Linked DNA regions of Mus musculus: region 2 is linked to region 1. The links are chromatin loops, found by intact Hi-C in ENCODE. Cell type or tissue: left cerebral cortex. All regions are shown on one strand. Links, peaks and the distances in the headings refer to the core of each region. The heading gives the core; the rest is flanking DNA. Region 1 overlaps Nme7 (NME/NM23 family member 7). Region 2 overlaps Nme7 (NME/NM23 family member 7).

Region 1 (5,382 bases), core at 163-5,162:
TCTTTGAAGGAGACATGCTCAGGGTCTCTGACTTCATATAATGTCATTGATATAAAATTCCATGTGGCACCACTGTGAGATGGGGACAATCAATCAGACTAGCATTAGATTTTAAATGCATCTAAGTGATTTTCCAGCTGTGATATTAAGACAGATTTGAATTCTCAAGAACTAAGGTGTCTTCTGGTGCAGGCACATACTTGAGCACTATAAACATCAGATTATGTTACAGTAAGTCATCGTTCAGTGCATTACTACACTTAAAAAATACACTCTGCTAAATTGCATTAATGCATATTCTTTCTTTGCCCACCCTTCTCTCCCTCTGTCAATTTTCCTTTCTCCTCTTCCCCCACTTCCTATTTCTTGCTGGGTATCAAATCCAAGAATTCACACTTGCTAAGAAAACACTTTATCACTGAGCTCAATCTCACTGTTTTATTCACGTTGAGACATTGTTTCACTCAACTGCCCAGACATTTTTCAAATGTGGAATCCCCTTACCTCAGCCACTCCAGCAGCTGGGATTACAAACCTATGCCACCTAATGTCTAGCTAATTCACATTCTTCCGTATGACCCTGAGGCACATGACCATGAGGCAAGAGGCTCACACGGGGATAAACTGTTCCTCACAGCTGCACAATTGTGTTTGTTTCCTTGGTTACATATTTTCTAAAGTGGAACCATCGTGCTGGGACTGTGGATGTAGTTTGTGATTCTACCTAGTTGAGTAGCTGGGGCAGGATAATCTTAATCTAAAAACAATGTATTACCATTTTATTCTATGTATGGATGTTTTGCCTGCATGTATGTTTATGTATCATGTGCATGCCCGGTGCCCATGGAGACCAGAAGAGGATGTAGAGATGGAGTTGCAGATGGTTGTCAACCACCACGTGGGTGCTAGGAATTATAGTCAGGTCTGCTGAAGGCCAGCCAGTGCTCTTAGCCTCTGAGTTGTCTCTCTGGCCCCAGGGATCAGAACCTCGAAGGCTGCCTAGGGTTACAGGGTGAGTTCAAGACCAGTCTAGATAACTTAGGGAAACTCAGCTCCAAACTAAGAAAGCAAAAGGAAGGCTGGAAAAGATTAGTGGTAGGCACTTGCCTACCATGTGTAAGAGCCTGGAATTAGCACCTAGTAACACACACACACACACACACACACACACACACACACACACACACACACACACGAGAAAGAGAGAGAGAGAGACAGAGAGAGAGACAGAGAGAGAGACAGGAGACAGAGACAGAGAGACAGACAGAGACAGATACTGAGGGAGTAGAGAGGGGGAGACAGGCAATCGTGTTTAGAACGTGTTAATTATTCCTTTAATGAGAACATTTAATAAACCACAGCATGTTAATTGGATAGCTCTGATACAAGTCGCTGCCATCAGAAAACTGGTTTTCTTAGTGTCTTCCTTAACAGTTTCCCTCCACCATCACAAAAGAACCTTTCCTCAGGGGTTACATTCTAAAGGCAATGTTATCCTCTTCCCAATGGAACTGTAATTTGTGACTAGATTAAAAAGGTAAAATAACCCATTCTATCCCCTCATTCTCTACTAGATTATCTGATCTCTTTTTCTCCACCAAGCATCACCCAGGGCCTATTAAAAATTCATTTTTTCTTTTATACAATTGGAACAAAGCAGTCATTCTAAAAATAAAGGCCAACTTTTGAATTTCAATATAACTGATTTATCTTAGAAAACCATAGGAAAAGCGACTTCCAAACTGCCACTCAATAGTACTTGGATGGAATCCTGGGCAAGCCCAATCCAGGCAACCCATCCTGCTAGCTGACACATGTCCTGTCCTAGATCAACCCTATCATCGTCTCCCACTTCCTTCTCAGCCACTCAGCAACTCAGCTTCTCTTTGATTCACTGTTGTCCAGACACTCAGACTAGATAGCACAGGCTATCTCAACATGCTAAAGCCCACAGTTCTATTCCAATTGTATTCTTGCAGTTCTCATGAGTCCTTTCTGGTTTCCTGGCTTCTCTGGGCCTAGGTAATCCTGTTTCCAATTCTATCTCTTTTCCCTGGAAATTCCATAGTTTCATTTCTGTTTATGGCTGAATGGAATTCCATATCATGTCTGCAGGTTTTCATAATCTATTCATCTGCTGACGGGCATGGGGGCTGACTCCTTCCTTGCTACTATGGAGAGAACCATGGTAAACATGAACGTGCGGGTACTTCCATAGGCCATAGAGTTCTCTGATCACCTGCAAGGAGCCGTAGGGCTGGGCCATGAGGGAGATCAACCTGCATGCTTTCGGTGGTACCACACTGCTTTCCACAGGGGCTGTCTCGCTTTACACCCCCAGCAACAGGGAAGGAGGCTTCCTTCCCCCTGATGTCTTCTCCAGACTTTGTCCTCATTTGTTTTTGGGTGATTGGTAAGCTATGCTATAGAAATTCCTATTTTTAACTCAGTACAATGTAACCATTTAAACATATAACTGTTTCTATATTGGATTCTGCTTTCCAGTGTAATTAAGAAAGCGATTTGACATACAACAATTCAATAAATTCTCAAAATGAATTATTCCCAGCACTTGTGTGAATAGACTGCTGGTTAGCTAGCTTCCTTTCCTTATATCCTTTTTGGTTGGTTTGACTCAGAGTGCAGAGCACAGAAAACAATATGTTTAGCAAACAAAACTCCCTGTGTAGGGGCAAAAACTTAGACGATAAACTTCTGTTTGGTGAACAGACATTCATTCTTAATAGAAATTCCTGTGTGAGCTGCTTCATGCAGGCTCTGCAGAGCCTAATGTGTTAGATGTGACAAGAAGAGGACAGAGCTGTGCACTGCATAAGAGCAAATGCTGCACACTGCGGCTCCCCTGCTTCCCATCGCCCCAGGTTAATGAGGACTCTGAATACCAAGTCACTCTTTTGTATATTAATGTCCACTGGGAGTGGGCATCCATCTTGTTACACAGAGAAAAGGCAAAGGAAAGCATGAAATAGTTTAAGCCACTCTCCCTCCTAACACTGTCACAGTTTTAGAAAGAGCAAAATAAAATGCATCTTAAATGGGGTGTTTTATGTCGATTTCAGCATCTTCACCCCCAGAAATAGATTCAAAGCAGTAATAAGAACATGTTCCAAAGCTCAGACGGAAGCTCAGTCTCCATGGCTACACAGATGAATAAGGAAATTAGCAATAGTGAGATGCTGAGCTAAGCCCTATGCTGAACACCCACACAGCCTCTTGCTTTGTTTTGTTTTTCGAGACAGGGTTTCTCTGTGTAGCCCTGGCTATCCTGGAACTCTCTCTATAGACAAGTCTGGCCTTGAACTCAGAGATCTGCCTTCCTCTGTCTCCTGAGTGCTTGGTTAAAGGCCTACACCAGCACACCTGGCTTTTAGAGTTTAATAACAATGTTATATATTTTTGTATGTGTTACAAACATGTGAATGTGTATGAATGTGTGTACCTGCGCGCCCAAGGGCGCATGTGTATGTAAACATGTGTGTGCATGCACATGGAGGCTAGAGAATATGCTTGGGTGTTAATCTTCAAGAGCCATTACAACTACTACTTTTTTTGTGAAGGGTTTCTCGCTAGCCCAGGAGCTGATGAAGGAGGTCATGCTGCCCAATCAAAGATGGGTACCTGTCTCCACCGCCCTGTCCCTGGAATTACAAGAGCATGCCACTGAATCTTACTCTTCTTTTTTTTTTTTTTTTTTTGGTTTTTTGAGACAGGTCCTGGAACTCACTTTGCAGACCAGGCTGGCCTCGAACTCAGAAATCCACCTGCCTTTGCCTCCCGAGTGCTGGGATTAAAGGCGTGTGCCACCACGCCCGGCAAACCTTACTCTTCTTACGGAGTTCTAGGGACTGAGCTCAGGTCAAAAGCACTTTCCTAATAGGGCCACTTCCCCAGGCCTGCAGAAGCATATTTAATACTGTTAGTGTAAAACTTAATTAAGTAGCTATTATACAATATTAGTTACTGGATGGTTTTAATCTTATTTTATAAATATACTAGTTTAAAGCCAAATTACAGTGTTTATTTCTGAAAAGGAGAAAAACAAGAATGGTAATTAATTTTTGTTTTCTTGAGCCAAAATAAGTGTTTATTTCTAAACAGAAGACCAAGAATGCATTATGAACTAACCAGTACCCCGGAGCTCTTGACTCTAGCTGCATATGTATCAAAAGATGGCCTAGTCGGCCATCACTGGAAAGAGAGGCCCATTGGACACGCAAACTTTATATGCCCCAGTACAGGGGAACGCCAGGGCCAAAAAGGGGGAGTGGGTAGGTAGGGGAGTGGGGGTGGGTGGCTATGGGGGACTTTTGGTATAGCATTGGAAATGTAAATGAGCTAAATACCTAATAAAAAAATGGAAAAGAAAAAAAAAAGAAGACAAAGAATGATAACATGGGTAAATATGCTTCTCTCTGTCTCTATCAGGACAGAGATATCTCCCTTGATTTTTGCTGTCTGATTTCACTTGCCAGGAATCTGACTCAAGGGGAGATCTGGAAACCAGGGGAAAAAGTAATACAAAAACCACGGAGGCCAAAGTGGCTCACTCCAAACAGCACATGGCACTCACACTTTCTAGGAGGAAAGCAAGCCAGATACTCTTCTCAAAGCAAGCAGAAAATGAATGCAGTCCCATGCATGCTTTAAGACGGGCAGGGAGGTCTTCAGTAAGCATAATCTCCTAGGAGCATCTATAATGTATACTCTACATGGGCAGAAAAGGAAACGCCGCTCTTCCTTCTGAATGAGGAGCACGTCTTTCTTGCTCCTGGACACTCATTGCTTGCTGAACTCTTACTGCCTACTTGATAGGACAAAAGGTTTCATAGGATGCACGTAAGCATCTACTGATCCTCCATCTCCAAAAGATATGTTCAGGACTCCAGCAGATGCACGAAGCTTGGATATTATGTTTCTCATACAGACAAACTTTGTATAAAGTTGATTTTACCAAGCGAACACAGTAAAACATTATTAATAAGAATAATATAAATGTACTAAATATTTCTAGAATTTTCCATGTACTGTTTTGGGCTATGGCGGACTATGAAAAACAAACTGCTGAAAGCAAACTTGCAGCTAAGGGAGACGGCGGATGCATAACTCTCGACTTTGAAGTGAGACCTTATTTGTGGGTTCTAGGGTTTATTGGGAAAACTCTTTGTCCTTAGAACCACACTGCCCTGAACAGAAGCAAAAGTTGGAAGAACATGAGATAACTCGGGTGCAAAGGCTCTTGCTTTTAAGTCTCAGTCTAGAAAAATCTGAAGTAGGAATTCTTTAAACACAACCTCATCTGATCCAACATTTATCTAAAAGATAAGTCCATTTCCACTGGTCAGTGGGGTAAATCAGGGAAAA
Region 2 (5,382 bases), core at 332-5,331, 62 kb after region 1:
CCCAGGGTGGCACCACTCACAGTGAGCTTGACCCGCCCACGTGGAGCGCTAATTGAGAAAATGCTTTACAGTCTTGCCTACAACTGGATCGTAAGGAGACTTCTTAACTGAAGTGCCCCCCTCTCAGATGACTTTAGTTCATATCAAGTTTATATAAAACTAGCCAGGACACTGGCGTATATCATTGTCCACCATGAATGAAAGCTATAGATATTTACCACTCATAAAAGGGGTTATAGAGGCTGGAGATGTGGCTCAGTTGGTACTGTGCTTATCACACAAGTGTGAAAGCCTGAGTTTTAAAACCCACGCTAAAAACTGAGCATGGTTGTAGGCATGTCATTGTGCACTGTGTAAAGATTATCCTTGTTTTACTCAAATGCTGACTTCTGTGTCCCCATATCCAGTTGCAGTCCTCGCTCTAAAGACTGTCCAGGCTCAACGCTGTGTAAACATTGCTCTCCAATTTTTCCCTGATTGGTCAATAAAGAAGCTGATTAGCCAATGACTGAGCAGGAAGAGAGAATAGGGATGGACTTCCTCCCTGCCAGAGGAGAGGGAAGGAGAGAGCGGAAGTGTGAATTTACCATGTGACAAGGGGGCGAGGGAGTCCAGGAGACAGCAGAAGAAAACAGCTTGAGCAGAGAAAGCCATAACATGCAAGTCTCTTGGAGATTTTGGCTGGGAGGCAGCCAGATTAGCTTAGAGGATTAAAATAGAGCAACATTGCTCAGCTCTTGTGCCCCTAAAGCTTGTTAAAGAACTTCATCAGTTCATTCTCAATTCTGAGAGCTAGCTGGGTTCAGGGGGAAAATGAGAGAGAGAGAGAGACAGAGAGACAGAGAGACAGAGAGAGAGAGAGAGAGAGAGAGAGAGAGAGTCACTGACTTTTCACAGTCAATCTTATGAGAACAGGAGATGCCTCTTAGTCTAGTACTACAGGGCTTTCCCAATTTTATAGTTGTCCTTTGCTCGTTTCCCGTGAGGCAATCATTCTACCTTTGGCCCTTCACTACCTGTGCACTAATCTCTACCCTGGGCTTCAAGCCACCTCAAGAATTAGAAAGGAAATGTAAGGAAGGGTCAAGGAAGTTGCAGAAAGAAATACCCTATTCTACCGGGGCTACCTACTGTACAGATATTAAGCATTAAACTATTTTTGTAGTAGGCCTTAAAATAGCTTTACTGCTTTTTTTTTTTTTTTAAGCTAAGTAGTTTCTGGAACTTTTAAGCATACAGTCTTAACTTTCAACAATTATCCTTAATGTTAAGTGCTACCCCAATAAGTACACAAGTAGAGATAATATCTTTCAAATACTCTATCCCTGAATAAAACACAAAGGAAAGAATTAAAATTTCATTACCAACATATTTAATCTATTCTCAGAAAGCTGCAACTCATAAATGTGGACAATGAAAAGTAAAATGCCATTTCATAGCAAGGGAAATCATTTTTCAGAAGAGAATCATTATTAAGTCCATTTTTGGTTTTGGTTTTTGGTTTTTCTTTAAAGCTTGCTTTTTAGCTGCATCTCCAATTGGTTCTGTTTCTTTCTAAACCAAAACTAAAGAAAATCAGGGTGGCAAGCAGTAAGGAAAGAATAATAAAAAGGTACATGTGGGGGTATCTGCATGTGTGCGAGAGAGTGTGCAGTGTGTGTGTGTGTGTGTGTGTGTGTGTGTGTGTGTGTGTGTGTGTGGTGCAGCTACTGGGAGGTCTTTAGGTCACAGCTTAGAAGGGCTGTTAGGACTGCAGACCCTTTTGTGCCCTGAGGTAAACAGCTTCCTCTACCACTCAATATCCTTCATAATGTGTTCTACTGCAGGGACCCAAAGCATTGAGCCAAAAAAGTCACGGAATGAAGGCTGCAAAACTCGGAGGTGAAATTAACCTTGCTCTTGCAATGCGTAAAGAGATTTGCTCAGGGATGCAGAAGACACGGAAATGAGTAAGACAGCAAGAGAAGAATCGTCCCCAGGTCCTATCCAGTCCCGAATTTCTGGGTTTTGGTATTTAAATTTATCTTAGTGGTTGCGCAGAGCAATGAGCTTCAGTGTTCCATTTTCATAATGTACCTCCTTGACCTTCACTCACAGACCGAGCTTACCCAGTCCCTTCCTCTGTCCCCTTTCAGATGAGGCTTCTGTCCCACCCTGCCCCAGGTCCTCCTGCAGGGATCTGCCCCAGTGGAGCAGTGCACTGCCCACTCCGTCCCACTGGGTTGTCCTTTTTGTTTGCCCACACATTATAGTTGACATAATTGTCTTTTAAAAATTTATTTTTAGCTAATATATAAAATAATGTGATTCATGGTGATATTTTTGTTATAGTCTGCTATTTTTCACACCCCACCGCCCTCCCTAATCCTGACTCACTTCTTGTTAGTCCCTTTCCCTTCACCCAGTAATCTGTTAGCTTTTATGACGTGTATATTTTATTACAATTTCTCACTCCCCAACTCCCCACTCTCTTTAAACTTCTTCCCTCCATGGTCCCCTTTCTATACTCTATCTATCTATCTATCTATCTATCTATCCATCCATCCATCAATCCACCCACCCACCTATCCATCTATCTATATTCCACATATTTAAAAAAAAAACCCACTTGATATCTTTCAGTAATCTGGCTTCTTTCACTTAATGTAATGATCTCCAGGTCTGTCCACTTCCTTGCAGATGTTAGAATTTCACTCTCTATAGCTGAATAAAATTCCCTGGAGCAAGCTACTTCTTGCTTTGTGATTTCTGATGTTCTGATCGCTCTCTCCTTGGGGCAGGGTCTATTCTCTGTTACCTTGCCTATCTCTTCTGTTAAATTGCCCTGAGGCAGCTTCTCATCATCATCTCACCCAAAGTTTCTAGAACTTCCATTCTTAACTTGAACTGTCTTTGATCTTTGTTATTTGGTTTTTTTGTTTTTTTGTTTTTTTGTCTTTTTTGTTTTTTTTGTTTTTTTGTTTTTTTTTTTTGAGACAGGGTCACATGTAACCCAAGCTGGCCCTTGACTCCCTCTGTAAACTAATATGATCTTGAACTTCTGATCTTTCTACCTCCACTTCCCACATGCTGGCATGACAGAAACGTGCCACCACCTCCAGTTTTACACGGGGCTAGGTCTCAGGCCTTTGGGCTTCATCTTTGCTAGACAAGCACTGCCCCAACTGAGCTGCTTCCTGGCATGCACTGCTGCATTTCTATTAATCACGTACACTCCTTACTTCTTCTGCATATCTACTGTTACCATAATAATTCAGATCATTGTTGTAGTAATTAAACTTTTATAAGTTTTAGCCCCCAACTTACACAAGCAGGATAGCAAATAGTTGTTCTAACTTAAGACAGGATTTCCCACCTTTGGATCTTTCTCTATACTCACTCCTTTGATTAGCATTTCTCCCCAGTTCATCTAATTGGGGTAATAATTTAATTCAGTTTTATCAAGACAGAACAAACCCACAAAGCCTTCAGTTTTGCAAGAACTAACTTCACCGTCTCCCGGGTTACCGTGATTCGTACCAGCATCATGCTTATGCTTAGGAAGAAAACCTTATGCTCAAATAGTCTTAGGTTTTAGTGACAAATATAAAAAGCAGATAGAATGTGTAAGAGCTTTATCTCTGCCACCCACCCATCCAAACAGTCACCTCCTAAGACTACAGATATTGCTTCAATATTCTAATTAGGAACCAATCCCTGAATCAGTACCAAAATATTTTTAATGTTATAAAATTATATTAGGTCGCTGGAAAAACTATGTTGTGAAAACATGACCGAGGAGAGGAAATCAGAAGTTAGTGGCCAAAGTCACAGGCAAGGTTTCAATGGAAAAAGATGGCCCGGCTGTTCTTACTTCTCTTTCCTGCTGCCCAGCTGGCGGGCTGTGTATTGGTCCCCATAGTCAATCAACACCAGCTGTCGAGAAAACACATTGACTTTGTTGCCTATAAATAGATCTTCCAGGCGCAGGTCCTCATACTTGGTCCGCTTTAAGAAGGTGCGACGATTCTTTACATCATGCTAGAAACAGACACAGTAAGAATACTTATGAAGAACGTACGCCTTACAGAGAAAAGTCTCCAATTGATTTTACAAAAGACAGCTATATCCTATTACTTTATAACTACGTATATAAATTATATTTTATACTGTGAAGCTTTATTTCCAATCCAATCTAGTGATAAAAGTTTGTAATTAAAATATATATTTTAGAATATCCTAAATAGACCAAGTTATTTCAGTAACTCACCAGCTATGAGTGACAGAGACAGATTCTCATATTTCTTTTTATGTACACATCCCAATCACTAAAAAAAATTGTATTTCCTTTAAGAGATGTGTATTCATGTGTGTCTCCCTTTCTGTGGGTAGGTACATGTGAGTGAAGGTGCAGAAGTCACTGTTGGCTTGCCAGCAGCTGGAGTTACAGTTGCTGTGAGCGGCTCGGTGTAGGTGCCGGGAACCAAACTTGGGACCTACAAGGGCAGCTAGCACCCTTAACTGAGCCTTCTCTCTAGGCTCCAACCCCAACTGAGCTGACTTTTTAAAGTGATTGCCAATGAAGTGATGCAAAGAAAGGGACCCTCTTAGAGCCTCTTTAATTTGACATTTTATACAGATACCAACTTTTAACCGTAATATTTATGACTATGATAACCATTTATCTGTAACTACTTATCAAATATTGATTAATCCCAAAAAACAGTTGTCCTACTTCATTTTGGGGTCTCTCTATATATCTACTTCTATATATGTGTGTTATATGCAAGTGTGCATCCCTACAAACATACATGATATAGGAGGTTGCCTGATGTCTTCTTCAGTCATTTCTCACATTATTGTCTTAACACAGGCTCTCTCACTGAACCTGAAGTTTGCTTTAAGTTGGGTCAGCTGGCCAGAGAGCTCCAGGGAGCTCCTGCCTCTGTTACTCAGGATTGGAGTTCTCACAGGGAACAAGGCCCAGCCATTATGTAGGTAGGTGCTTAAGAGTCAAGCTCAGGCCTTCACACTTTTGCAGCCAGTATTATTTCCAGCTAAGAGATCTCTCTAGGCCTGTTTGTTTGATTGGAGACAAGGTTTTGCTATACAGTTCAGGCTAGCCTGTAACTTTGGAATTCCCCTGCCTCAGCCTTTTAAGTGCTGAAATTATAGTCCAATGTCACCAAGCGTAAGCTGTTCTTATATTTTTAATGTAAAATCTTGCAAAAATACTTCGGTTAGAAATTTTCAACAAGGCTGGGTGTGAAGGTGGACATTTATAATCCTAGCTGAGATTAGACCAGATTGCAAGTGAGCAGCCAGATGGTATTATGTGGTCAAATCCTGTCTACCACGTAACTCAGAAAAATAAAATAAAATTATATATATACATACATACAT

What was found. A loop is a pair of places that touch in the nucleus more often than their neighbours do. Peaks named below come from ENCODE experiments on the same cell type or tissue, not always from the same donor. Only the 100,000 strongest peaks of a DNase experiment are listed, where the experiment ranks them.
Region 2: a loop joins it to region 1, with 1.9 times the contacts of the local background. A loop is called at or near these places in 2 of 42 quality-filtered maps.

The regions. Positions count from the first base shown.
Region 1 is chr1:164,393,062-164,398,443 of GRCm38, reverse strand. The region is part of intron 12 of Nme7 (NME/NM23 family member 7); the gene reads right to left. Among named protein-coding and RNA genes, the nearest start is that of Gm39690, 23 kb to the left of the region's middle. In left cerebral cortex, for the core only: no CTCF peak of the experiment used is centred there; DNase peaks (open chromatin) are centred at 1,896, 2,238, 3,143, 4,567 and 1 more place; H3K27ac peaks cover 2,003 bases.
Region 2 is chr1:164,331,250-164,336,631 of GRCm38, reverse strand. It overlaps Nme7 (NME/NM23 family member 7), which reads right to left. Exons shown (of 14, transcript NM_138314.4): 5 at 3,854-4,020. Among named protein-coding and RNA genes, the nearest start is that of Nme7, 26 kb to the right of the region's middle. In left cerebral cortex, for the core only: no CTCF peak of the experiment used is centred there; DNase peaks (open chromatin) are centred at 2,256, 3,529, 3,866, 5,265 and 2 more places; H3K27ac peaks cover 361 bases.